4 separate regions of the Homo sapiens genome follow, and all the other regions are linked to region 1. Evidence: chromatin contacts called from ENCODE Hi-C or POLR2A ChIA-PET data. All regions are on one chromosome and are shown on one strand. Each heading gives the region's core, a stretch centred on a gene start or an enhancer-like site at or near the end of the contact. The rest is flanking DNA. Distances are from core to core; before and after follow the strand shown. Region 1 overlaps GAS6 (growth arrest specific 6). Region 2 holds the start of CHAMP1 (chromosome alignment maintaining phosphoprotein 1). Region 3 holds the start of CDC16 (cell division cycle 16). Region 4 holds the start of RASA3 (RAS p21 protein activator 3).

Evidence for each region. A loop is a pair of places that touch in the nucleus more often than their neighbours do. ChIA-PET counts read pairs that join two places held with the same protein, here RNA polymerase II (POLR2A). Pooled maps may share reads with other maps.
Region 2: a pooled map shows a loop between it and region 1 (2.8-fold over the local background). The contact joins the promoter of CHAMP1 here to the enhancer-like site in region 1. A Hi-C loop is called at or near these places in 1 of 50 pooled maps. POLR2A ChIA-PET finds 5 or more read pairs at or near these places in 3 of 52 experiments (AG04449, PC-9 and naive thymus-derived CD8-positive, alpha-beta T cell).
Region 3: a loop to region 1 is called in a pooled map, with 2.2 times the contacts of the local background. The contact joins the promoter of CDC16 here to the enhancer-like site in region 1. A Hi-C loop is called at or near these places in 2 of 168 maps with a recorded cell type or tissue (mammary epithelial cell and posterior cingulate gyrus) and 7 of 50 pooled maps. POLR2A ChIA-PET finds 5 or more read pairs at or near these places in 2 of 52 experiments (RWPE1 and activated T-cell).
Region 4: a map of gastrocnemius medialis shows a loop between it and region 1 (2.3-fold over the local background). The contact joins the promoter of RASA3 here to the enhancer-like site in region 1. A Hi-C loop is called at or near these places in 3 of 168 maps with a recorded cell type or tissue (cardiac septum, chondrocyte and gastrocnemius medialis) and 7 of 50 pooled maps. POLR2A ChIA-PET finds 5 or more read pairs at or near these places in 1 of 52 experiments (activated T-cell).

What each region holds. Positions count from the first base shown.
Region 1 is chr13:113,833,069-113,839,636 of GRCh38, forward strand. GAS6 (growth arrest specific 6) reads right to left here. Exons shown (of 15, transcript NM_000820.4): 6 at 5,001-5,123; 7 at 2,445-2,567; 8 at 1,483-1,604. It overlaps GAS6-AS1 (GAS6 antisense RNA 1), which reads left to right. Exons shown (of 5, transcript NR_044995.2): 2 at 424-511; 3 at 1,616-1,696; 4 at 5,009-5,179. Among named protein-coding and RNA genes, the nearest start is that of GAS6-AS1, 21 kb to the left of the region's middle. RefSeq lists enhancers at 4,214-4,423, 4,532-5,084, 4,924-4,983, 5,639-6,191, 6,363-6,568. Within about 2 kb of position 4,228, at least 30 of the 41 ENCODE cell types and tissues checked have a DNase peak (open chromatin) inside an H3K27ac peak, as active enhancers do; they include gastrocnemius medialis and mammary epithelial cell, where a contact is called at or near this core.
Region 2 is chr13:114,310,394-114,316,961 of GRCh38, forward strand. It overlaps CHAMP1 (chromosome alignment maintaining phosphoprotein 1), which reads left to right and starts at 4,110. Exons shown (of 3, transcript NM_032436.4): 1 at 4,110-4,250. RefSeq lists silencers at 2,701-2,995, 3,768-4,447.
Region 3 is chr13:114,231,170-114,237,737 of GRCh38, forward strand. CDC16 (cell division cycle 16) reads left to right here and starts at 3,728. Exons shown (of 18, transcript NM_001078645.3): 1 at 3,728-3,963; 2 at 5,476-5,530; 3 at 5,630-5,727. The coding sequence starts at 3,916. RefSeq lists an enhancer at 3,527-3,576 and a silencer at 3,687-4,046.
Region 4 is chr13:114,128,620-114,135,187 of GRCh38, forward strand. RASA3 (RAS p21 protein activator 3) reads right to left here and starts at 4,004. Exons shown (of 24, transcript NM_007368.4): 1 at 3,816-4,004. The coding sequence starts at 3,870. LOC107987192 (a long non-coding RNA gene) reads right to left here and starts at 2,384. Exons shown (of 2, transcript XR_001750050.2): 1 at 1-2,384. RefSeq lists enhancers at 1,212-1,841, 1,880-2,139, 2,430-2,929, 3,100-3,727, 6,016-6,195 and 1 more and silencers at 3,520-4,179, 4,210-4,309.

The DNA.
Region 1 (6,568 bases), core at 2,978-5,477:
TAAAAAGTATACACTATTATGAAATAGATATGGATGCCTTGAAGATGGCTGTCCTGGAAAGTTCCCTGTTCTGGGCTGTGGTTTCTCCACGCTGCCCGAAGGGGGACAGAACCAAAGCCGGTGTGAGCTGACACCCCTGGAAGATGGAGGGGCTGGGGCTGAGCCAGGCCTGCCCTGCCCACCGTGGGCAGCCAGGGTGAGCTGGACATCTCGCAGGGGTCCGACACCCTCTGCATGAGTACATGAGGCAGCGAGGCAAAGAACCTCAAGGCGAGGGCTGGCTGGAAGCCCTGAACGTCGCAGCCCAGACCCAAGAGCCCCACGGCTGCATCCCAGGTCTGCGACTCCGAGAAGCTGTCCTGGTGACTCTTTCCACCTGTGGTTTTGCTTTTTAAATAAATGCTCACTCTCATCAACCCCCAGGCACAGGCCCAGGCTGAAGAGGAAAGACAAGAGCCGCCCTGCCCAGAAACGTCCACATGTGGGTACTGCATTCCTACCGGTGTGACAGGTCAGTGTGACAGGTCGGTGTGACAGGCACCGGTGTGACAGGTCGGTGTGACAGGCACCAGTGTGACAGGCACCAGTGTGACAGGTCGGTGTGACAGACACCGGTGACAAGTCAGTGTGACAGGCAGTGGTGTGACAGGCACCGGTGTGACAGGTCGGTGTGACAGGTACTGTTGTGACAGGTCGGTGTGAGACACTGGTGTGACAAGTCAGTGTGACAGGCAGTGGTGTGACAGGCACCGGTGTGACAGGTCAGTGTGACAGGTACTGTTGTGACAGGTCGGTGTGAGACACTGGTGTGACAAGTCAGTGTGACAGGCAGTGGTGTGACAGGTCGGTGTGACAGGCACCAGTGTGACAGGCCCCGGTGTGACAGGTAGGTCATGCTGTGACAGGCCCCGGTGTGACAGGTCGGTGTGACAGACACCAGTGTGACAGGCCCCGGTGTGACAGGTAGGTCATGCTGTGATAGGCCCCGGTGTGACAGGTCGGTGTGACAGGCACCAGTGTGACAGGTAGGTCATGCTGTGATAGGCCCCGGTGTGACAGGTCGGTGTGACAGGCACCAGTGTGACAGGCCCCGGTGTGACAGGTAGGTCATGCTGTGACAGGCACCGGTGTGACAGGCCCCGGTGTGACAGGTCGGTGTGACAGGCACCGGTGTGACAGGTCGGTCACGTTGGCTCCCTGGCACGCGGCAGAGTGGGGACCGTGCCCCCGTGAGTGTCACACTGGGGTCCACACCAGGCTGATCCACTGTGAGCTGGGAGTTGCCATAGAGACTCTATAAATACAACCAAACATCTTCCAGGGAACAGAAGCGTTTCTCATCCCAAACCTCCACATGGCCCTGGAGATCCCCAACACCTTAGCAAAGGCCAGGTCTTCACGGAAGTGTTTCTCCCGAAAGCCCCCACCGGCGAGGGCCCCCGGAACCACCGTGAAGGGCCCGCGGGGCCAGGGGCCGCCTACCTCACAGGTGTCCATGTCCTGGGACAGCTTGAGGCCCCCACGCCCGTCACAGTGGCAGGTGTAGCTCCCTGGGGAGTTCACGCAGACCTGCTCACAGCGGCCCTGCAGACACTCGTCCACATCTGCCAGCCAGAGGGAAGCGGCGGTGAGCCGGGGAGGCCTCTACGCTGTCCCGCCGTGGGATCACACCGCGATTGCTCAAACCACACGCAAGGTGCGCTCAAGGAATTACATGCAGATTCTAACGGGGGCGGCTTGGGGGTCGCGTCCCCCCCCACTGGAAAGCTAGGTTGCACCCTCGGCCTGCTCCTGCCCGGGCTCTTTCTTGAGGGAATAAAAATGTCGCAGGTGTCCCAGGAGGGTGCTCCCAACGAGCCAGACCCACCCCCGCTGCCGGGCCGGTGTGGAAGGCAGGTCTGGGAAGCACAGGGTCTGGGCTGTGCAGTGAGGTGTCCCCCGGAGCACAGAGGGGCCGACAGCTGTGGTGGGAAATGGAGGTCAGTGCAGGCAGCCTGGGCTTCCCCACCCTCTCTGTCTGCCTACTCAGCCCCACTGTTCCCATCACTGGGGGCACGGCCCCTCTTAGAGGCTCTACGGCCAACAGGGCCCTCCCCATGGCGGCTGGAAAGAGAGAACAGTAGAGGGAGGCTTGCTGCTCCCCGTCCCTTTGGGGAGAGGCCCCGTCTATGCAGGTGGAGAAGGGTACACACGTGTGTACATGCGGTGTATATGCATGTGTGCGGTTCGTTCATGTGCACAAGGGGCATGGGTGCCTGTGTGTGCTCACGTGTGTGCGGGCATGGTGGTAGCACAGGCCATTACCAGGCTGATAGAAACAGGGAGAAAGAGACTTTCTTTCACCAGAAGCACCCGGTTGTTAGCAACCGGCTCGGGCAGTGACTGGCACCCGTGTCTAGACTTGGGCGTCAGAGAAAGCGAGGGTGACCGCGTGGCGTGGGTACCTCGGCAAGCCTTCTCCTGGGAGCTGTACGCAAAGCCCTCGTCACAGAGGCAGGAGTAGGAGCCGGGCAGGTTCTTGCAGCGCGCCTCCCCGCAGGCCTCCGAGTCTGCGCACTCGTCTATGTCTGCAAGCAAAAAAAAACCGGCCAACCGCAGCACAGCGGCATCTCAGACGGGGCTGGGGCAGGCGGCTGCAGGGACTGGCCAGGGCACCACCCAGAGGTCGCATCCAGACTCTGTGGGGCCAGCGCGCCCTGGCCCCATTTCCCTGCCCTCCTCCCCTGACCGGGCAGCTCCCGGGGTGTTGGTGCACGCTTCTGATCAAGGCCCGGCTGGGAAGGCTGACTTCAGCCCAGCAGGTGGAGAGCTGGGAAGGGCCCTGCTTGGTGGAGGGGTGGGGGGCGGCGGTGCACGCTGTGCTGTTCCATTTAAATGACGGTGCTACAGGACACGGGGCCGTAAAAAGTAACCCCCCGGGGGCATTTGAAACTAAAACCCCAACCCCAAAGAGAAGCATTTACTGGTTTCAATCAATTTTCACTACCGGGTTAAACCACAATCCTAAGACTTGAGCATCTAATGTGGGACAGATGCTGTTTACGGCCAAGCACCCTGGGGTAGGAGGGGCAACCCTGAAATGAAGAGCCCTTTAGTCACCAGAGGAGAGCAAAGGCAGGGGCACGGAGAAAGGTGGGGGAGGAGAAGGGGGAGTAGGAGTGGGAGGAGGAAGGGGGGAGGGGAAGGAGGAAGAGGAGGAGGAGGAGGGGGAGAAGGGGGAGGGGGAGAAGGGGGAGGGGGAGAAGGGGAGGGGGAGAAGAGGAGGGGGAGGGGAGGAGGGGAGGAGGAGGGGGTAGGGAGAGGATGGAGAGGAGGGGGAGGAGGGGGAGGAGGAGGAGGGGGAGGAGGAGGGGGAGGGGGAGGAGAATGGGGAAGGGAAGGAGGAGGACGGAGGGGGAGGAGGACGGAGGGGGAGGACGACGGAGGGGGAGGAGGAGGAGAAGCAGGGAGGAAGAGGAGAAGGTGAGGGAGGGGTGGGGGAGGAGGTGAGGGAGGGGGTGGGGAGGGGTGAGGGAGGGGGTGGGGAGGGGTGAGGGAGGGGGTGGGGAGGGGTGGGGGAGGAGGAGGAGAGGGGAAATAAGGATGGGGGAGGAGGAGGGGGAAAAAGAGGAGGGGGAATGAGGAGGAAGAAGAGGGGAATGAGGAGGAAGAAGAGGGGAATGAGGAGGAGGAGGGGGAGGAAGAAGATGGGGAGGAAGAGGGGGAGTGGGGGGAGGAGGAGAAGAAAGAGGAGGAGGAAGATGAGGAGGAGGAGGAAGATGGGGAGGAGGAGGGGGAGTGGGGGGGAGGAGGAGGGGGAGTGGGGAGAGGAGGAGGGGGAGTGGGGAAAGGAGGAGGGGGAATGGTGGGGAGGAAGAGGAAGATGGGGAGGAGGAGGAGAGGACGGGAATGCCTCTGTCACTGTGGGCAGTAACTGTGAGCCTAGACTTTGCCGGGAGTGCCCGACTGGTGCAGGGACCCACGGGAGATGCTTTAGACGTCATCTCTCAGGATCGGCCTAGTCTTCACCTCTCTTTAAACCTGGGGTGCTGCTGTCTTCCAGGTCAGGGATAGAGCAGTGATGGGAGGGGCTCTGTCCTCGGCGGGGAAATGGGTTTATGTGTTAAGATGGGAATCACGTCATCTGCACACAGGGCTAACTCCTGGGTGGTCAGGGAAGGGAACCACCAAAGTGGACAGAAATAGCAGCTGCCTTTTGAAATCGGGGGATGGGGTGTGGCCCCTCCTGTCTGGTCAGATTCACTCTCCAGATCCTGGGGCTGTTTCTCCCTGAGCAACTGTCTGTCCTGTCCACGCAGTTCGGTGTCCTGGACAGTCAGCAGCAGCGCTAAGAACTATGCCAGAAACTCTCAGGGACACGCCTGGGCATGTCCAGATACAACGTGGGGAGGGAGGAGGAAGGTGCTCCCCCTGCAAAGTGGCAAAGGGCCAGTGGCAGCAGCAGCACCTGGAACAGCGTCGGGGGCGCGCACATTCACAGTGACTTTCTGGGGTGTCCTGGGGCTCCCCAGCTCTGGCCCTGGGCTGAGGGAACCCCAGACTGAAATATGAAAGGAAGTGGGGAGGGCAGGGCTATATTTAGTGGACAGAGGGAGACCAACAACGGGGTGCTTCTGGGGATGCTGGGGAGAGTGGACGGCGGGGGGACCCTAGCCTGGAGCCCTGACCCACAAGCTCACTACACAAGTGCCTGGAGCACTTCCAGGCTCTGTGAGGCTCTGGGGAATGGACGAGGCCCTACAGCCAGCAGTGTGGCCTCATGGGCTGGGCCGGCCCCCTGAGTCCTGGCCCTCAGATGCCGGGTGAGTCATCCTGGTGTGGTGCCGAGCAGCTCCCTGTGCTGCGGCTGGCCTGGGCTTGTGTAGTCTCTGCAGGATGCCCCATCCCATCCAGAACCACAGGAACCCAGCCAGCAGCAGCCGCTTGCAGAAGAGCAGACATGACCGAAAATAGAAGGTGGGGAGAGGAGAGAGGAGAGAGGCCTCACCCCAGGGCCTTACCTTGGCAGGTCCTGCCATCAGAGGAGAGCTCGAAGCCGCTGTGGCAGGAACAGTGGAAGCTACCCGGCTTGTTGTGGCAGATCTGGAGGCAGCCCCCGTTCTCCTGGCTGCATTCGTTGACATCTGGGAACAAGCACAGGCCTGAAGGGGAGCCCAAGGGTGCACAGCCCCTGGCTACGGTAGGAAGAGATCCCAGAGGTGCACAGCCCAGCCCTGGAGCAGGGAGGGAGCCCAGAGGTGCACAGCCCAGCCCTGGAGCAGAGAGAGATCCCAAAGGTGCACAGCCCAGCCCTGGAGCAGGGAGGGAGACCAGGGGTCACAGCCTAGCCCCGGAGCAGGAGGAAGGGACCCCGGGGGTGCACAGCCCAGCCCTGGAGCAGGGAGGGAGCCCAGGGGTGCACAGCCCAGCCCCGGAGCAGGAGGAGGGGACCCCGGGGGTGCACAGCCCAGCCCTGGAGCAGGGAGGGAGCCCGGGGGTGCACAGCCCAGCCCCGGAGCAGGAGGAAGGGACCCCGGGGGTGCACAGCCCAGCCCTGGAGCAGGGAGGGAGCCCGGGGGTGCACAGCCCAGCCCCGCAGCAGGAGGAAGGGACCCCGGGGGTGCACAGCCCAGCCCTGGAGCAGGGAGGGAGCCCGGGGGTGCACAGCCCAGCACTGGAGCAGGGAAGGAGCCGGGGGGGTGCACAGCCCAGCACTGGAGCAGGAGGAAGGGACCGCGGGTGTGCACAGCCCAGCCCTGGAGCAGGGAGAGAGCCTGGGAGTGCACAGCCCAGCCCCCGAGCAGAGAGAGATCCTAGAGGTGCACAGCCCAGCCCTGGAGCAGAGAGGGACCCCAGGGCTTGGACCTCACACCCCACTCAGCAGCCCTAGCGTTTCATGGCCCCTGGTCCTGGCCTTGCGTGTGGAGGTAGATGGTGGGAGGGCATGGGGGATCCCCAGCTGCGGTCTCAGCCTGGGGAGCTGCTGGCAGTCACAGCCCACAGGGCTCAGCTCCCTGGATGCCCATGTGCTTGCAGGAGGAGGCTGCAGGCCAGGAGTGACCTCTGGGTGCCGAGGACAGACAAGGCCAGGCCAGAGCTGGCCACTCCTTAGCAAAGCCCTCCCAGGCCACCTGTGGGGTAGGATTTGCCAAAGGGGACAGGCTGGCCTGCTGGGCTCTCCACTATGGGTCTCCACCAGGCCCTGGAGCTATTCTTCCTCCAGGGTCTTCACTGACACCACAGGTCTACACTGAAGGACGGTCAGAGGTGAAATCTCCCCCCGGCCTTTCAATCAGTGGGTGCCACTGACACCACAGGTCTGCACTCAAGGACGGTCAGAGGTGAAATTTCCCCCCCGCCTTTCAATCAGTGGGTGCCACTGACACCACAGGTCTGCACTCAAGGACGGTCAGAGGTGAAATTTCCCCCCCCGCCCTTCAATCAGTGGGTGCTGAGGCATCACTTGGTGTTTCCTTTCCTTCCAGCCCTGCTCCCAGAAAGGAGACTGCAGCTCCTCCCAATTCTCCTGGGGCTCCAGGATACCTCAGGGCTGCAGCCTCCTTGGGGCTGTCGGAGAGCAGCCTGAGGA
Region 2 (6,568 bases), core at 2,860-5,359, 480 kb after region 1:
TGGGCATCCTCTCCTCCCTCCAAAACTGGGGCTAGTGAATGGTTAAAAAAAAAAATTAAGAAAATATTAATGGACTTGATTCTAATTTTTATATTTGATTTTTATTTTTCAGTCCTATTTAAAAAAATGTCTAAAACTCGGAAATAAGGCAAAAAAGAGTGATTGCATGGCTGTGTCATGTCTGACAAGCTCCGATTATTTAACAGTTGACCCACATTTGTGCCCACACTGTGACATCACATGTTTCCTTACGGATTTTTGCCCAGTAGAGATGTGAGTGATTTCTATAACATGGCCTCAAAGGTGGCAGTTGTGCTTCCCTGTAGGATCCTAACCACTTTTGTTTCTAACTGGCCATTTGACTCCACTTTTTCTAGTGGCTGCACGTACTCAGCTTTATGAACCTTCTGAACTAGCTTCATCCTCCTCTGGATTCCCTCATGAATGAGTTAAATAAATCCTCTGAGATTGAGACCGTCCTGGCCAACATGGTGAAACCCTATCTCTACCAAAAATACAAAAATTAGCTGGGCGTGGTGGCAAGTGCCTGTAGTCCCAGCTACTCATGAGGCTGAGGCAGGAGAATCACTTGAACCCGGGAGGTGGAGGTTGCAGTGAGTAGAGATCGCACCACTGCACTCCAGCCTGCCGACAGAGCAAGACTCCGTCTCAAAAAAAAATACAAAATAAAATAAATCCTCTGATATGTGTTCACTTTATATTCGTGTGAGTCATGTGTTTAACTTTTGAGAACTATACTTTGACATTCCCCAAAGCCCAGCAACAGAGCTAGATACTCAGGAGGAATTCCATTTTATCATACTTCCCATTAAGTAACTTATTTTAGTTCCCATTATTTTGCATTATTATAAATTAAGTAGAAATAGCAGAATAATTTGTCCTTTTTTATTATAAAGTAGCTAAGTTGATTATATTAGATCTAAATTATAAGCTGGACTGCTTTTATTATTTCTCTTACAGGAAGCACTTAATAATTTATTTCTAATTTTTATTATGTTCCTTGTAATACATATTAATGCAGCAATTTGAATGGAAAAATTAAGTCTGACTTTCTGACAGAAAGCCAGTCTGATTTTGGCTGCTTCATTTGACAACATGATTCTGTGTAGGTTTTGAATATGTGCAGATACTCAGCACTGTTATTCTTTATACACAGAAGACAAATGACAAAGTCCAGTGCCATCTCAGCTAATGAGTTTGCAGCTCCTCAAAGGCTGTCAGGCTGCCACTTTCTACTGCAATTGTAGTTCACCTGCCTCTACCCATTCCCTGATTCAAGTCTGGTCCCTGGAACATAGTATAGGTTGAGAAAACATCAAAATAAACTGTTGAGAAGTATATGTTCAATAGATCCTTAAGTGAAATTTTGAAAGTCCATAAGGGTCTGGTTTTAGTACAGGATTTTATGAGAGTTATTTCTGCTTTCTTTGGTTACTTTAAAGTTTAGTGCAATATACTGGGAACCTTTCAAAAGGCCAAATTGGGAGTTTATTTGCATTATTCATCTTGAACTATTTAATATTCTATAACTACAATAGCTTTTTTAACATGATTTCAATTCAGAATAATAGCAGAGGGTGTTTTGGTTTTTGTTATTTCGTCACCAAGAGTTGCCTTCTGCTAGAGTTTTGTTCAGTGTTCAATTGGAATAGGTCTCTTGGGATCATCAACTCATTCTGACACTTCAGGAAAAAACAACTGAAGCAGCCATTCAAATTAGGTCCTGCAGCCACAACGAACCTGTTTCATATTAAGAGTCAGGATCTCAAAAAGTTCTCAATCAGTAAATCTTTGCTATTCAGAGAAAATAAAAGATCCTCTCATTTCTGCATTTAACATTTACAGTTTACAAACTGTTTTCATTGGCTCTTTTAAAAGCTTGTAACTAGGTGGATACTTTTTAAAGAAATCTATTAAATTTAATGAATCAATTTTGCTGCAAAAACAAAACTTAGAAAAATCCTAAAATATTTAATATTGATATTTGAATCCTAGAAATCAGAATCATTCCGGAAATTAACACAGGATCCTAAATTTTGCATGAAAGGGAGGTAGAGCCAGGCGCTGTGGCTCACGCCTGTAATCCCAGCACTTTGGGAGGCTGAGACGGGCGGATCACGAGGTCAGGAGATCGAGACCATCCTGGCTAACACGGTGAAACCCCGTCTCTACTAAAAAAATACAAAAAAATTAGCCGGGCGTGGTGGCGGGAGCCTGTAGTCCCAGCTACTCGGGAGACTGAGGCAGGAGAATGGCATGAACCCGGGAGGCGGAGCTTGCAGTAAGCCGAGATGGCGCCACTGCACTCTAGCCTGGGCGACAGAGCGAGACTCTGTCTCAAAAAAAAAAAAAAAAAAAAAAGAAAAGAAAAGAAAAGAAAAAAATGTAAACACAATATAGCAACTTTTGTGATACAGCAAAAGCAATGCTAAAGGGGGAGTTTATAGCTATAAATACATCAAAAACCAAGAAAATCTCAAATTAACAACCTAACTTTACAACTTAATGAACTATAAAAAGAAAAACTAAATCCAAAGCTGGCAAAAAGAAGGAAATAATAAAGATTAAAGCCAAGATAAATGAAATAGAAAATAGAAAACGATAGAGAAAATCAATGAAACCAAAAATTGGTTCTTTGAAAATGTCAAAGCATTATTCACAATATCTTGAATAGGGAAGCAAGCCAAGTGTCCATCAACAGGTGAGTGGATAAGCAAAATGTGGCATATCCATACAATGGGATAGTATTCAGTGTTAAAAAGGAAGGAAATTCCACAATGTGCTACAACATGGATGAACCTTGAGGATGTTCTGCTAAGTAAAATAAGTCAGTCACAAGACAAATACTGTATGATTCCACTCTTATGAGTAGTCAGACTCAGAGACACAGGAAGTAAGATGGTGACTGCCAGAAAGTAGAAGGTAGAGGGGAACCGAGAGTTAACATGTAATGCATAGTTTGTTTTTCAAGATGAAAGAGGTACAGAGATGGATGGTGGTGTTATGAATATACTTACCACCACTGAGCTGTACACGTAAAGATAGTTAAGACGGTAAATTCTATGGATTTTATTTTTATTTTTTTGAGACAGAGTCTCACTCTCTCCCCCAGGCTGGAGTGCAGTGGCGCGATCTCGCTGTAACCTCCGCCTCCCCGGTTCTATGGGATTCTCCTGCCTCAGCCTCCCTAGTAGCTGGGGTTACACGCGCCCGCCACCACGCCTGGCTAATATTGTATTTTTAGCAGAGACAAGGTTTCACCAGGTTGGACAGGCTGGTCTCGAACTCCTGACCTCAGATGATTCACCTGCCTAGGCCTCTCAAAGTGCTGGGATTACAAGCGTGAGCCACCGCGCCCGGCCATTCTATAGTTCATTTTCACCACAAAAACAAAAATGAAATTCACAACAAGCAAAACTTCAGAAGGGTACAAAGGTAGAGAGCAGTGTGAGCTAATTTTACAGTCTTTCAAAGCATACAGACTGATGGCATCAGCATTAGAGGTGCATGCATTTTAATTAGAATTGTGGTGGTAACATTCATAAAACTGAAAACAAAAAACGAAGAAGATAACTTCTGGGAATCGGGACTTTCAGTGGAGGCGGGGTGATGAGAAAAGGAATATTTACTGTCATCCAACAACTTTGTCTTGTACTTTTGTCATAGGTATTATGCCAGTAATATCCCTGAGAATGTATGGGGCAGGTCTAGCTCTTTTTTTCCTAATAAATTCATTCACACAACAATCAAAACAGCAAGAAAAGGAAGAGATATCCGCACGGCGGCGGCAGGCCGGGGCCGTTCCAAGGGCCTGGCCGGAGGCCACAGGCCAGACGCGGCGGAACCCTCCCGGAGCCGCGCCCGGGCGCGCGCGGGAAGCGGAGGCGGAGTGGGCACGTGCGGCACTTCCGGGGCGGGGCGGGCACGCAGCCCTTCCGAAGGCCCGCGCGAGCCGCTAGTTTTGCCCACGCACTTTTGGCACAGCCGCGCCACGCGATCGGCGATCTGATTGGCCCGCGCGGGAGGGCGCGCGGCGCCAAACTTGCTTCCCGTCAGCCCCCGCCCGTCCCGCGGGAGCGCGCACGCTCGCGCACCCGGATCCCGGCTCCTGCATCCAGTCGCCATTCGGGAGGCCGCTGCGCTGCAGGGCCTCGCGGAGCCGCCCGCGACCGCGAGCCGGGCCCTCCGCGCGGTCCATCGCCCACTGGACGCCGCCCGCGGCCGGACCGGTGAGGAGCGAGAGCGAGCGGGGGAGGGGCGTGGTTGGGGCCTGCATCCCCGAGCCCCGTGTCGGCCGCCGACCTGGCGGGGACGGTCCCGGGAAGCCGCGGGTCCGAGTGAAGGGGGCCTGCGCTGCCTCGCTTCCCACACGGCCCGAGGGAAGGGCCCGCCCCCACAGGCCGGGGCGGGAGTGCGTCTTTGTGCAGGGAGCGGGGAGGCCCGGTGTCAGTCGCTGCCGAGGCTGGAAACATTGCGTTTGAAACCATTGGGAAGTTGAGGGCGGCACAAGACGAAAGCCATTCTTTCTGTTTTAGTTCTAGACTGCCTCCTCTTCTGTCATTATTACTGTTTAAAAATCCGCTATACAGCCTCCAAAGTGGGAGAGGACATTTGTAAACCTGATAAAGAGTTAATGTCTAGAATACAAGAAGAGATGCAACTGACCAACAAAAAGCAACCCAGTTCAAGAATGGGCAAGGAATTTGAATAGATATTTCTCCAGAGAAGAGAGACAAATGGCCAATAAGCACGTGCAGTGATGCTCAACATCACTAACCATTAAGGAAATGCAGATGAAAACCACAATGAGATACCACCTCACACCTGTTAGGGTGGCTATTAAAAAAAAGGGAAATTATGAGTGTTGGGGATGTGGAGAAATTGAAGCTCGGGTGCATTGCTGGTGGGAAAGTAGGGTGGTGCAGCAGCTATGGAAATTGGTAGTCGTTCCTCAGTTCTAGGTTTATACCCCCAAAAATTGACAGCAGAGACTCAGATACTTGTTCACAAATGTTCATCGCAGCATTATTCAAAATCCAGATGTCTATCAACATGTGGATGAAAGGCAAGCTGTGGTATATACATATAATGAATGGACCATTGTTCATCTTTAGAAAGGAATGAAATTCTGATACATGCTGCAATATAAACGAACACATTATACAGTATAAACGAGCACATTGAACACATTATGTTGAGTGAAATAAGACACAAAAAAGACATACTGTATGATTCCCCCTCAGGCACAGAATTGAGATTACCAGCACTGAAAGTGGAGAGTGGAAGTTACTGTTTCATGGGTACAGAATTTCTGTTTGTGGTGAAGAAGTTCTGGAAGTGGATAGTGGTGATGTTTGCACAACGTTTTAGTACTAAACTAACTAAATTGTGCTTTTAAAAATGATTAAATGGCAAGTTTTGTTTTTTTTTTTTTTTTTGAGACGGGAGTTTCGCTCTCGTTGCCCAGGCTGGAGTGCAATGGCCCGACCTTGGCTCACTGCAACCTCCGCCCCCTGGGTTCAAGGGATTCTTTTGCCTCATTCTCCCAAGTAGCTGGCATTACAGGCGCTTGCCACCACACCTGGCTAATTTTGTATTTTTAGTAGAGATAGGGTTTCTCCATGTTGGTCAGGCTGGTTTCGAACTCCTGACCTCAGGTGATCCACCCGCCTCGGCCTTCCAAAGTGCTGAAATTACAGGCATGAACCACCATGTCCGGCCTAAATGGCAAGTTTTTTGTTTTTATTTTTGTTTTTGTTTTTTAATGAGCCAGAGTTTCACTTTTGTTGCCTGGGCTGGAGTGCAGTTATGCGATCTTGGCCCACTGCAGCCTCCGTCTCTCGGATTTAAGCGATTCTCCTGCCTCAGCCTCCCAAGTAGCTGGGATTACAGGCGCCTGCCACCACACCCGGCTAATTTTGTATTTTTAGTAGAGACGAGGTTTCTCCACGTTGGTTAGGCTGCTCTCTGACTTTCAACCTTAGGTGATCCGCCCACCTTGGCCTCCCAAAGTGCTGGGATTACAGGCGTGAGCCTGTGGTGGCGCGCGCCTGTAGTCCCAGCTACTGGGGAGGCTGAGGCAGGAGAATCGCTTGAACCTGGGAGGTGGAGATTGCAGTGAGCCGAGATTGCGCCATTACACTCCAGCCTGGGTGACAGAGCGAGACTCCCTCTCAAAAAAAAATAAATAAATAAAAATGACTCCTTGTGTAAACTATAGACTACTTAATAAATCAGTATTAGCTTATCATTGTAGCAGATATCTCACACTAATGCAAGATGTTAATACAGGTGAAGTATCCTTCATTCGAAATGCTTGGAACCAGAAGTGCTTTGGATTTTTTTTTTTTTTTTTGGATTTTGGAATAGTTGCATTGTACTTACTGGTTAAACATCCGTAATCTGAAATCTAAAATGCTCCTTTTGGCACTCAAAAAGTTTTGGATGTTGGAGCATAATCAGATTTCAGATTTTCAGATTAGGGATGCTCAGCCTGTAGTAGGAAAAACTGGGGACAAGAAGATAGGTGGGAATTCTTGTACATTCC
Region 3 (6,568 bases), core at 2,478-4,977, 400 kb after region 1:
GTGGAGTGCCCATTGCTGCTGGAGGTGGGGCTGGTGGGAGGTGGTTGGATCGTGCGGGTGGAGTGCCCATTGCTGCTGGCGGTGGGGCTGGTGGGAGGTGGTTGGATCGTGGGGGTGGAGTGCCCATTGCTGCTGGAGGTGGGGCTGGTGGGAGGTGGTTGGATCGTGGGGGTGGAGTGCCCATTGCTGCTGGAGGTGGGGCTGGTGGGAGGTGGTTGGATCGTGGGGGTGGAGTGCCCATTGCTGCTGGCGGTGGGGCTGGTGGGAGGTGGTTGGATCGTGCGGGTGGAGTGCCCATTGCTGCTGGAGGTGGGGCTGGTGGGAGGTGGTTGGATCGTGCGGGTGGAGTGCTCGTGAAGGGTTTAGCACCATCCTCTACTTGGGACTGTATAGTGAGTGAGTTCTTGTGAGGCCTGGTTGTTGAAAAGTGTGTGGCACCTGCCCCCTCTCTCCCTTTCTCTTGTTCTGGCCAGGTAAGTTGTGTCTGCTTCCCCTTCGCCTTTCGCCATGATTGTAAGTTTCCTGAGACCTGCACAGAAGCAGAAGCAGCTATGCTTCCTGTACAGCCTGCAGAACAGTAAACCAATTAAACCTCTTTTCTTATAAATTACCCAGTCTCAGGTGTTTCTTTTTATCTTTTTTTTTTTTGAGACGGAGTTTCACTCTTGTTGCCCAGGCTGGAGTGCAGTGGTGCAATCTTGGCTCACTGCAACCTCCGCCTCTGGGGTTCAAGTGACTCTCCTGCCTCAGCCTCCCGAGTAGCTGGGACTACGGGCATCTGCCACCATACCCGGCTAATTTTTTGTAGTTTTAGTAGAGATGGGGTTTCAGTATGTTGCCCAGGCTGGTCTTGATCTCCTGACCTCACATGATCCAGCTGCCTCGGACTCCCAAAGTGCTGGGATTAAAGGAATGAGCCACCGGGCCTGGCCTCAGGTGTTTCTTTACAGGAATGTGAGAACAGGCTAATACAGAAAATTGGTACTGAAAAGTGGGGCATTCGTATGAAGATACCTGAAAATGCGGAAATAACTTTGGAACTGGGTAATGGGCAGAGGTTGGAAAAATGTGGGGGGCTCAGAAGAAGACAAGAAGATGGGGGAAAATTTGGAACTTCCTAGAGACTTTTAAATTGTTGTGACCCAAATGCTGATAGTGATATGGAGAGATGGGCAGGCTGATAAGGTCTCAGATAGAGATGAGAAACTTACTAGGAACTGAAGCAAAGGTCACTTTTGCTGTGCATTAGCAAAGAACCTGGCAGCATTGTGCCCCTGCTCTAGGGATCTCTGGAACTTTGAACTTGAGAGTGATGAGTTAGGGTATCTGGCAGAGGACTCCTGAAAGTGATTTCTGTTAAATCTCGCCCTGGCAATATTAATTACAAATTTACCTTCCAGGTACAAAACAAGGACAAGATGAGATTAGTCACTCTTCTGCCTACCCTGATATGGGCTACATAACTCTTTCCTCTACTCCCTCTTGTCAGATGTTTGCCTCATCTTATGTAAATTGTTGGTTTACTGAGCACTAATCAGAGCATCACTGTGGACCCCTCCCTTTTTTTCCTCCTGCTTGCCGTCTCCTCCTAAACACCCAGTCCCCATAACCCTATTTGGATGGCACAGTTGATGCTTCTGTGGCTTGCGTTTTTCCCGGGCCCATCATCAGACTTCTACTGATGGAGACATTTGCCTCAGTCACTCATTTTTGGTTAACTAGGAATCTCATTAAATGGATAGAAGTCGTTGAAAATATGGCTTAAAACACACCTCACCACATGCCTGCCCCAAGTTAATGAGCAGAGTTGATTACTGCCTGCTTGCAGAAGTGGGAAAGGAGGAGGAAAAGGAAATATACAGGGGGACAAATTTTTAAACACAACTTCAAAATATTACCCAGTCATATATGTATACACACACATAGAAAATTACACGGCAGATTACTTACAGTAGCGTGAGAGAATTTTTGAGTGGGTGGGATTCTTTACAGCAAGTTTTTTTTTTTTTGCTTCTTTGAATTTTTTTTACTCTTTTAGGTTTTTATATTTATAAAAGTTATATTTACTTTTTAAAAGTGTCAACCTTAATATTGAGATTCAGAAATATGATTACATATAGTGTGTATTTGAGCACAGAGCCTGAGAATGGCCACCTGGACAAATGGGGTCAGCCTTTCCAAGTGGAGCTCAGGTCTCTCTTACCAGGCGGAGACAGAAGCTCCAGCAGGATCACCACAGTTCTCATATGAGACCAGGGGCACACGCCGCAGCGGTTCCATTGGTTAGGGATCTCTGTATTTGAAGGAAGATTGCGTTATAACTCCATGAGGAGGGGTAGTGATCTGAGGGGGTCTTATCTCCGGTGCCATTTGGTCTTTATTGTTTACAGGGAAAAAGGCAGAAGTTACAGCTGGGTGTGGCATGACCTAGGCCGCGTAGCCACATTCCCCTCAAGGCTCAGGTAATTCAAAGTTCCAACAGCTTCAAGTTTAAATTATTTTAAGTTTGAATGATTTAATTTCACAAAAGGTAATATATGCACATTGACTGAAATTCAAAAGCACAAAAAGATATCCAAGGAAGTACCTCTCCCACTTCTACCATCTCTCATCTTCCAGCACTCCTTCCAGAGGCCTTGCGCTATGCCGGTTTTCTCATTTTTCCTTCCTGGGACAGTTTAGGGATTTTTCTACCTATCATTAAATTCGTATTTTACTCAAATGCAGGCATACGATAAACACGATCCTATACTTGCTTTTTCCCACATACTATATCTTGAAGATCGTTCAATGTCCATGCAAAGCTGACTGTTCTTTTGAACAGCCAGCGAGTATTCCATTACGTGAGCGTATCATGACCTATTTACTCAGTTCCATACTTCATGGGTGTTTAAATTGTCTGCAATCTTTTGCTATTACAAACGAAACCACAGGTCATTTTGCACACATGCAAAAATGCAAATCCATGGTATATTTCCCAAAATAAAAATCATTAGGTTTAACAGCACGAACACCTTTAAATTTGGAAGATATTCCAATTCGTTCATCCTAGAGAGTATACCAATACCACTCACAAAACTTGAGGGTGCCTGCTTCCCGACATTCCTGCTAGCAGTGTCATCAACCTTTGTGATCTTTGTTAACATATGAAAAGTGGTACTCTAATTTTAATTTTTATTATGAATTAAGTTGGACTTTCTTTCGTATGTTAAAGTCTATTTGCATTTCTTTCCCTGTGAACTGTTTTTTGCCTGTCTTTCTCCTGAGCCATTGGTCTCTTCCCACTGACTTATTACATATATGTAAAGGGAATATTGGCTCTACATTATAAGGAAATTCGAATTTTGTGATAGGTTTCAAATTTTTCCCTAGGTTGTCTTTGACTTCATTTGCTGTTTGTGCACACAATTTTTTTTTTTTGTAATGAGAGTGCGTTGCTCTTATTTTTAAAATGTTGACTACATTCTGGGGAAAGAAGGCTCAGCAGCCACCTGCTTTTTTGCCCGGGTGGGTGGTCCGGCCCCGAGCCCTCCTGACTCTCTCGCCAATGCCCAGAGGCGCCGCAGCGATTCCAGGGAGGCCGCGCTCTCGCCCCAAGGCAACCAGAAGCCCACGTGCCAGGAGAGGCATCGGAACCAACAACTCGGGTCCGTTTTCCCGCGCCAGATGGGATTCGTTTGCTGTGGACTTCCGGGGCGGGGCCTGCCTGGAGCGGAAGAGCCTGGGCAGTGCACGGGGCCTGGGTGGGGGGTGCGGGTGTGGGTGGGGACCTGCGGCCTTCGAGTCCGCGGCCTTCGAGTCCTGGGGCGGCGGCGGCGGCTGCAGGCACGGGCACGGGCACGGGGCGGGGTGCTTAGGGTGCAGGAGGCGCGCGCCTAGCGGCGGAGTGTGGCGTGAGGCCGGGCCCGCGCCGCCATGAACCTAGAGCGGCTGCGGAAGCGCGTCCGGCAGTACCTCGACCAGGTGGGCGGCCCCGACTCGGGGTGCGGGGCCCAGGCCTCGCCGGGTCTTTTTCCGCGCGGCGTGGGGCTGGGGTGACTGTTGTCGGGGCTCTTGGTGGGGAAGGACTGGGCCGGCCCTGGGCCTTCATCTGGGGCCAGCAGCGCTGTCTCCGCCTCGCCCAGAAGGGAGCGGTCCCTGCAGCTGGGAGGGGCACAGCCCGGGGAGTGGAGGCCCCCGAGCGCACGGGGCGCCTCAGTCGGGTCTGAGCCTCGTTCTGCACCTGGCGCGGAGGAGGTGCCCAGGAAACACTGACTACTCAGTGCAAGTTGAAGGACAATTTTTGGAGGAAAGTTGCAGGGCTAGCTAATAAAACATTTTTGAGAGGTTTAGTTGTAATTTTTACTGGGCTGAATTTAAGTGAATAAAGATGTGAAGAAGCCTGTTGTCTCAAATCAATACTTTAAAAATTCTCGTTAACTATGTCTGTGTTCTCTGCACTACCTTTGAATAGCAGAGAGCGTTTAAGGCAAGAAGTGTCTTCGAGAATCAGCAGCATCAGTTTTATCTATATTGTTGTTTATTTTTTGTTGAAATGCTTGCTCTTTCAGGAAATTGGAAAGAAAGGGAAAGAAAAGCCATGGTAATGCAGAGTTTTCGGAATTGGGTGCTAACTGACGTGGCCAAATGTTTGCAGTCCATTTGGAGGGCTGTGTTTTTATTTACCATGAGTCAGTTGAATTCAGTGTTTTCTGATCACTTTTTCTTCGGTACGGAGACGTAGTGAGGAATATGACAGGCCCGGTTTCCAGCCAGAGACACCGGTATTGAGCATATTTATAACTATCCCGTTGGCATTCCTCCTGCCTCGGGCTAGCAGCAGTGGTCCTGGCTTGTCTCCAGGGGAACTGAGGCAGAGACTGTAGAAGACTGAGGACTGAGGAGCAGAACAGGGTCTAAAGCTAGCCGTAGGTCACTGTGGGTGGCCCTCATTGTCGGCTCCTTCATTTTTGTTAGACTTGGAGGAGGTGAGTTCTTCCCCATGTTCAGTGAAGCTTAGTTAATTTATGTGTGTGTGTTTTTAAACTTGAGTGTTATTAAAACTGCCACTGTGTTATATAAGGTATTTGAGTATAGTGTTCTGTCTTCTAAATTTCACTTTGGGATTCATTAACAGCTCGTTGAAAGTGTTATATAAATCACACATGAATTGTTAATGACTAGCTTTTGCTGTTTCACTTGCATTTCACTTGTATGTTTCACGATACATTTTTACAGTGTATGAGTTTTAAAAAATTACCTTCATAAGTTGCATATACAAAGATATTACAGGAATGTTTGTATTGCGACACTGAACTAAAATTTACCCTACGTGAGATGTAAGATAGAGATGTAACAAATTGTTGTCTTGAGATGAAGATTTATTACATAGAATTATATTAATATATTACATAGAATTATAATAATATTAGATAACTGTTTAAGACTATTAAAATAACAGGGCAGTTACCACCTTTTTTTTTTTTTGGTATGCAGCAACAGTATCAAAGTGCTCTATTTTGGGCAGATAAAGTAGCTTCACTCTCTCGTGGTAAGTGACAAAATGCTAACTGGTTTTCTGATTAATCTTAAAATTCGTTTTCTATTTCACCTTGTACCTCTGACCACTTATGTGAATTTTTCCCTCCAGAAGAACCCCAGGACATCTATTGGTTGGCTCAGTGTCTTTACCTGACAGCACAATATCACAGAGCCGCCCATGCACTTCGGTCACGAAAACTGGACAAAGTAAGTGATGGTATGAACTTTAAAGCTCTTCAGAGCTTTAAAAAAAATGTCATTAGTGGCCGGGCGCGGTGGCTTACACCTGTAATCCCAGCGCTTTGGAAAGCCAAGGCAGGTGGATCATGAGGTCAGGAGCTCAAGACCAAGATGGTGAAACCCCATCTCCGCTAAAAATACAAAAATTAGCCGGACGTGGTGGCAGGCGCCTGTAATCCCAGCTACTCGGGAGGCTGAGGCAGAGAATTACTTGAACCTGGGAGGTGGAGGTTGCAGTGAGCTGAGTTCGTGCATTGCACTCCAGCCTGGACAACAGAGCAAGACTCTGTCTCAAAAAAAAAAAAAGTCATTAGGGTTTTAGGTGTATATTCCATTTCTGTTGAAATTATTTAACTTGATGCAATTTTTCTTTGTTTTTGTTTTTTTGAGGTCTCTCTGTGTCACCCAGGAGTGCAGTGGGATGATCGTGGCTCACTATAACCTCAGACTCCTGAGTTCAAGTGATCCTTCTGCCTCAGCCTCCCTAATAGCTGGGACTACAGGTGCATGCCACCACACCCAGCTAATTTTTAAATTTTTTTGGTAGAGACAGAGCCTCACTATGTTGCCCAGGCTAGTCTTGAACTCCTGGTCTCAAGCAGTCCTCCCGCCTTGGTCTCCCAAAGTGCTGGGATTATAGATGTGAGTCATCACAGTAGGCCCAGTTTTTTTTTAGTGAAAGTGAAGGGAAAATGTCTTATACCTAATCTGTCACCTTCTTTTTCCCCCATCTCCCATCTAGTCTCTAAATTCTGAAGACTGTTTTCTAAACAGCTCTGGAATCATGGATATTCCTCTTCCTCCCCAC
Region 4 (6,568 bases), core at 2,754-5,253, 300 kb after region 1:
CCCTGGCCCTCACTGCCCCACAGGCCTGCAGGCACCAGCGGTTCAATGTTGGGCCAGACCGGCCGTGGGTCTTCTTCACGGACAAGCTCCAGCCTCACAGGAAGGGAGCAAGAGCCCAGCGGAGCCACAGGCACTGAGCCCAGAGGAGAAAGAAGGGAGCGACCAGAGAGCCACAGGAAGCCCCAGCGGGGAGCCCACGGCAGGCCCGGCCTCCCACGGACGGCATTCCCGGACGCTGACCGCCTCCAGCTCGACGGCAGGGTCACCGCGGTGCGAGAGCCTTTCCCGCCCTGGACCGCGGGGCTGGCTTTTTTTTTTTCTGTAACAGATTGAGAGAAACACCTTGTGTGTTGCTCTTTATTGAACACATGTATCAAGATAAGGCGCCACATTTAAAAACAAGCAGTAAGTATTGTGGAAACGGAAGACATCACTGCGAGGGGAGGAGGCACTGCACGCCTTGGGGGCGGGGGCCCCAAAACAACGCCGTGGCCGTGGCGGAAGTGCCCTCCCTGTGGGTCCCTGACTCATGGAAAGTCCGAAGCACAGGCTTCCTCAAAGCAGCGATCGCATAGGAAGTGTGGCTCAGTCATGCATGATACACAGACTCTACTGTGAAAGGTTAATGACTGTTTCAAAAGACACAGTGTTTAAGATGTTTAAGTGCACAGAAGGACATATCCAAAATGATTCCACAAAACTGAAATGCAGAAAGCCAGATTCTTCAAGACAAAGACTCCAAATTGTTACCACCAAAGCACCTCACTTCTACGTGGCGCTCTCCTCTTATTACCTCACCTGCAAGAGCTGGAAGGACAAAGAAAGAGGAAGGGGGAAAGGAGGAAGAGATTCTTTCCATTTTTCCCAATGTCAACGTCTGAATGAGGCCACACACCACCACACATTTCAAAGCTATTTAAGAATTTAAATGGCCAATGCCCCTATACCTTAAAAAAAGCTCCCAATCCCCCCAGAAATGTGCTGGCTTTTTTTCTTAGTAAGAGTAGTAGCAGAATTGCTTATGGTATAACTTTAGGGACAATTCTTGTTCTGGGAGTGAGGGGGCAGGGTGTTAACTTAACCCTGAACAACACTGCCTTGTACGTTCCCACCGGATGTAGTAGACAATAATTGCCTGGCTTTTGCAAACGGAAAAATGAGGTTATGAAGGGGAAGACACGGGCCCTGGGTCATGCAGCAAGTCACTGGCAGACTCATGGGCAAATCCAGCGCTCCTGGAGACAAGGCTCAGAGGTGAATGACAGCGAGGGGCCCTCAAATCAACCACAGGGGCACCATCTTGTCTGAGCCTTCAAGACCAGGGACTCAGGCAGGGCAAGTCAGAGCCAAGGTTGGCCATGAATGTGGATTAAAGAAAGAGCCTGAGGGGCTCAGTGGCCCCCTGGCACCAGCGCCGCTCAGGGTCATCCTCCACTTCGCTTCTACAGATGGGCTTTCTGCTGGAGCCCCGGGGTATCAGGCCAGCAGCACAGTTACATGAGACTAACCCCAAACCAGCGCACCCACAGGTCACCCTCAGGGTCTCCAGCCCAGACTGCATCTCTGCTCAAATGCAGGAGGTGCCCTGTCTCCCCAGCTACTTGGGGCACAGATACCCCTCAGGCAGCCAGCCCTGCAGGTGACCTCTGGAGGGGAGAGGAAACGGGGACTTCTTGCTGGAGCCACATCCAGAGAGTCGGGCAGCTGGCATTTGGGCCTCTCTACCCGTCCTCACTGCTGCTGCCCCTGGGAGGGTCAAAGGTTCAGATGATATCCAGGCCCCACGTGGGATTAGCAGCCTAAGCCTCAGCTGAGCCAGGGTTTCACTGGCTTGTTTAAAGTGGAGCACAGAGCCTGACCAAGTTGTGGCATCTCCAAACCTCCTTCTCTCCGAGGGATCCTCCAGGGTGCCTGACCCCCACGCCTGTCGGAAGTGGGGCCGAGTGCCCGCAGGCCGGTGAAGCTGCCTTCTGGGAGACTCAGGGTCTGAGTATCTGGTCTGAGACTCTGGTCTTCCCTCGCCCTCCTGTTCTACTTCCCATGCCTTCTGTAAAGTCCTGCCGTGGCCTGAAGTGTAGCCCTTCCTGGAGTACACAGCGAGCATGCTGTGCCGGCTGTGGGCCCCCCACCCCCGAGCCGCAAAGCCCCAGGCCGCCTCTGCCTGCTGCCTGGAGACCTGGCACTGCCCCACAGGGGCACCCACCTCCAGCCCTCCTGCCCCCGTGACTGAGGAAGCCCAGTGCTTCTCACACTCCTCAGACTCGCTGGCTGAGCCAAGCAGCCTTGGCTGAAGGAAAGAGCAGCAAACTGACCCCCACGGGCCGCGACCTTTCCCCACCCAGGCAAGGCGACCTCAGGCACTTCAGGGAGCGCCAGCTCTGGCTTTCTTGTATGAAAGTGACAGCGGATTTAAACCACATTAACAAAAGAAATCCCTCCTCTCTGGACTACTCAAAGCGGAAGTGCTGCCACATCCTAGCTGCAGCGCTTCTGGGCCAAATATCAAGACAGTGTCTCAGCGATGATCCGCAAACCAAAATAAAGCCGACAGGAAACAGCCCGCTGGTTTAGGGGAGCTGGAATGCCTCCGGCAGCATCAAATGTCATCAACAACTGACACTCAGCCCGTTCCCGGAGGCCTCTTCACACGGGAAGAGGCCGGCTGCGAAGTGCGGCTCAGTGGGGGAGAAGGACCGTGGGGACCGCGACACTGCAGGCCCTGGAAGCCTCTCCAGCCTGAACCGCGCTGTGGTCCAGCACACTCATGGCATGAATATGGAACAGTCACTCCAGGAAACGGTCTTGCTCTGGGGGAGGGGGAGGACTTCCACATCACTCTCCCAAGATAAAACAACCAGGGAAAAGCAGATCCCTCCAGATAAACCAGAAGTCCAGACACAGCCTCCTCTCCGGAAACGCCTCCGGGAGCCCACTTCAGAAGCTGCTGAAGCCCAGAGAAAAACCGCAGCCTCGCAGGCCCTGGTCGCCACCAGCTCGCCCGCCACTTCTCAGTGGAAAGGGACGTGGTGCCGATGGGTCCGGGGTCTCCCCGCCCCGCGGGAGCCCTCAGCCAGAACGCCCCACCAGCACACACGCACACATGCACACACACAAACGCGCGCACACACACGCGCCCACACACAAATACACACGCGCGCACACATGCATCCACACACAAATACGCACCCACACATGCACCCACAAACGCACGCGCACACACACCGCCCACACATGGACACACAAACACAAGCACACACAAACACGCGCGCACGCAGGCACAGACGCGCGCGCACAGCAGCAGCAGCGCGCCGGGGCCTCACGCCCCTGGGGAGAAGCGTGAAGGAGCCTCCACATTCCCCGGAAAGGAAGTTTCTGGGCGCAGCGGAGAAAGGGAGATGCCGAGACCCCGACGTCAGTGGATTTGACACCTGAAGTGCAGGCGCCCAGACAGCCTCAGGCGCGCGCACTCCTGCAAACACGCGGGGCACACGCTCGGGCGCACACGCGGACAGACGTCCCTCGGCGCAGGGACCCCACCTCCTCCGCCGCTACCAGGGACCGGGGCCGCTCCGGGCGCAGAGGAGGCGCAGGGAGCCGCGTTACCCCGGAGCCGACTCGACCCAGCCCGAGGCCCGGGGAGGCGGGGAGGTGGGGAGGGGCCGCGGAGCCGGACCAGCCGTTCTCCGGGGAGCGCGCCGCGCCTGGAGGGCGTCTCCGCCGGGGTCCCCAGCAAGGATCTGCGGAGGGGAGGCGGGCGCGGGAGAGGACAGGGTCGGGCCGGGGGGTCGGACGCGTGGCTGCCGGCGGACACTCACCGATCTTGATCTTCACGCTCTGGAAGACCCGGAGCCCCTCGTCCTCCACCGCCATGCTGCGCGTCCGCGCCCGCCGAGCCTCGCCCCAAGCGCGCGCCGAGCCCGGGCAGCTCAGGCCGAGCAGGAGGAGCGGCGGCGCCGGAGCCCCGAGCGCGGCCGAGGGTCCGCCCGCCTGCAAGACCGCCAGTTGGCCGAGGGCGAGGGCGGGGACCGGGAGGCTCCGCCCGCGGCCCGGCCCCTGCTCCCAACTGGCCCGGGCCCTGCAGGGGCGGGGTTGGCAGGGACGGCGCTGGCGGGTGGCGGAGACCCGGGGGGCGCAGGGATCGGCTTCCCCCGAGGCCTCGGCCCCCGCCCCCGCCCCGCGGATTGGCCGCTGAGCGGAAGGGACCCCAGCGGGCTGCCTGGCGGAAGAGACGAAGGAAGGTCGCCGGCGCGGCCCGGGCCCGCTGAGCGAGGCTGAGCGATTGACTCGCGGACGAACTTTGCCAAGAGAAGTTCACGTACAACGATCTGGCAGGGGAGGAATCCCGCGCCCAGCCCCAGCTCCTGAGATGCGATCCGAAGGCACCTGCTGCAGACGCACGAGGGGGGCGGGGACACATACACGCACACACAGCCCCCCACCCCAGACCTCCGGCATGGGCAGGTCCCCCCCCCAAGTCCCCCTGCAGACCCCAGCATGGGCAGGTCTCCCCCCCCCCAGTCCCCCTGCAGACCCCGGCATGGGCAGGTCTCCCCCCCCCAGTCCCCCTGCAGACCCCGGCATGGGCAGGTCTCCCCCCCCAGTCCCCCTGCAGACCCCGGCATGGGCAGGTCCCCCCCAGTCCCCCTGCAGACCCCGGCATGGGCAGGTCCCCCCCCAGTCCCCCTGCAGACCCCGGCACGGGCAGGTCCCCCCCCAGTCCCCCTGCAGACCCCGGCACCGGCAGGTCTCCCCCACCCAGTCCCCCTGCAGACCCCAGCATGAGCAGGTCCCCCCCCAGTCCCCCTGCAGACCCCAGCATGAGCAGGTCCCCCCCCCAAGTCCCCCTGCAGACCCCAGCATGGGCAGGTCCCCCCCCAGTCCCCTGCAGACCCCGGCATGGGCAGGTCCCCCCCCAGTCCCCCTGCAGACCCCGGCATGGGCAGGTCCCCCCCCCAAGTCCCCCTGCAGACCCCGGCATGGGCAGGTCCCCCCCCAGTTCCCCTGCAGACCCCGGCATGGGCAGGTCCCCCCCCAGTCCCCCTGCAGACCCCGGCATGAGCAGGTCCCCCCCCAGTCCCCCTGCAGACCCCGGCATGAGCAGGTCCCCCCCCCAAGTCCCCCTGCAGACCCCGGCATGGGCAGGTCCCCCCCCAAGTCCCCTTGCAGACCCCAGCATGGGCAGGTCCCCCCCCAAGTCCCCCTGCAGACCCCGGCATGGGCAGGTCCCCCCCCAGTCCCCCTGCAGACCCCAGCATGGGCAGGTACCACCCTTACCTCCCTTTCTTCTGTCTCGAGGTCTCCTCCTCCCTGACCTCCTCTCTGAGGAGTATGTTTGTGTGTGTGTATGAACTGTAGGTGTGTATATGAACTGAGACTACACTCCCTCCTCTATGTTGCAAAACTTCATTGCACCCAGTGCCACACACACACCCTACACATATATACACACATACATATACCACACATACACTACATATACATATACATACACATAGACACCACACACAGACACCACACACATACTACACACGTGTACACACATACATATACACACATATACACACACCCTACATACACACACCACATATACACATGAACACATATGTTCATATACACACAACACAGACAGCACACACATATACTACCCATACACATGCACAGACATACACACTAAACATACATACACACACCTACGTGAACATACACAAACACACACACACTGCATGGAGAGGAACAGGAGCTTCATGAAGATAGAGGCCTATTTTTTTCCACTGCTTACCTTCACTTCCTAAAAAGCAGTTCCATGCGTTGAAAGAATGAATGGCCTTTCTTCCCCTGACTGCTGGGAGCCTGCAGCCACAGGGGCCTCTCTCATCCTCAGCCCTTGCAAGCCTGGTGCTCACTGGGGCAGAACAGGAGGTTAAGGCGGCACCCCTGGTTCCAACCCAGAGCCTCTGCGTCTAGCGCTGGCCCTGGGTGGCGTCTGCAGTGGGTGCTGTGGACGCCATCCACACCCCTGCTTTACGACGGAGACTATGCTTCCGTTTGGAGCCACTGGAAGCAAGCCGGCTCCTGTGTTTCTCCGAGGACCAGTGGAGTCCTCTGTGGCAGCCCAGCCACAAAGCTGCTTCTCTGCCATCCCTCCACCCTCACAGGCCTGCTGATAAACTCAACGCGGATCTCGCTTTGGTGTTTGTTTCCAGGCGACAGCTGGGGTCAGGAGTGAATCTCCAGACTGCAGCAGTGGCAGCCAGGACGGGAGCCCCTTGGAAGGAAATGCACTGGCAGCGGCAGGATCTCGGGTGCTGGAGAGTTCGGGAAAGTCACAGATACATGGACTATGGAATCAGGTGGCTCGTGTTGAGGGCAAGATAATGAAAAGATCACCACCTGAAACAAAAGGGTGGCACGCTAACGGGCCTCCTCAGTGCCACATAAGACACTCATCTCCTGTGACCAGAGGAAAACCAAAACACTGGATCAGGGCCAGGACTTAACCGTGTAGAAGGCAGAGCTCCAGAGAAGGCCAGGTGCTTGGCCTCAGAAGGTGTTGTTCCAGGTTCGGGTG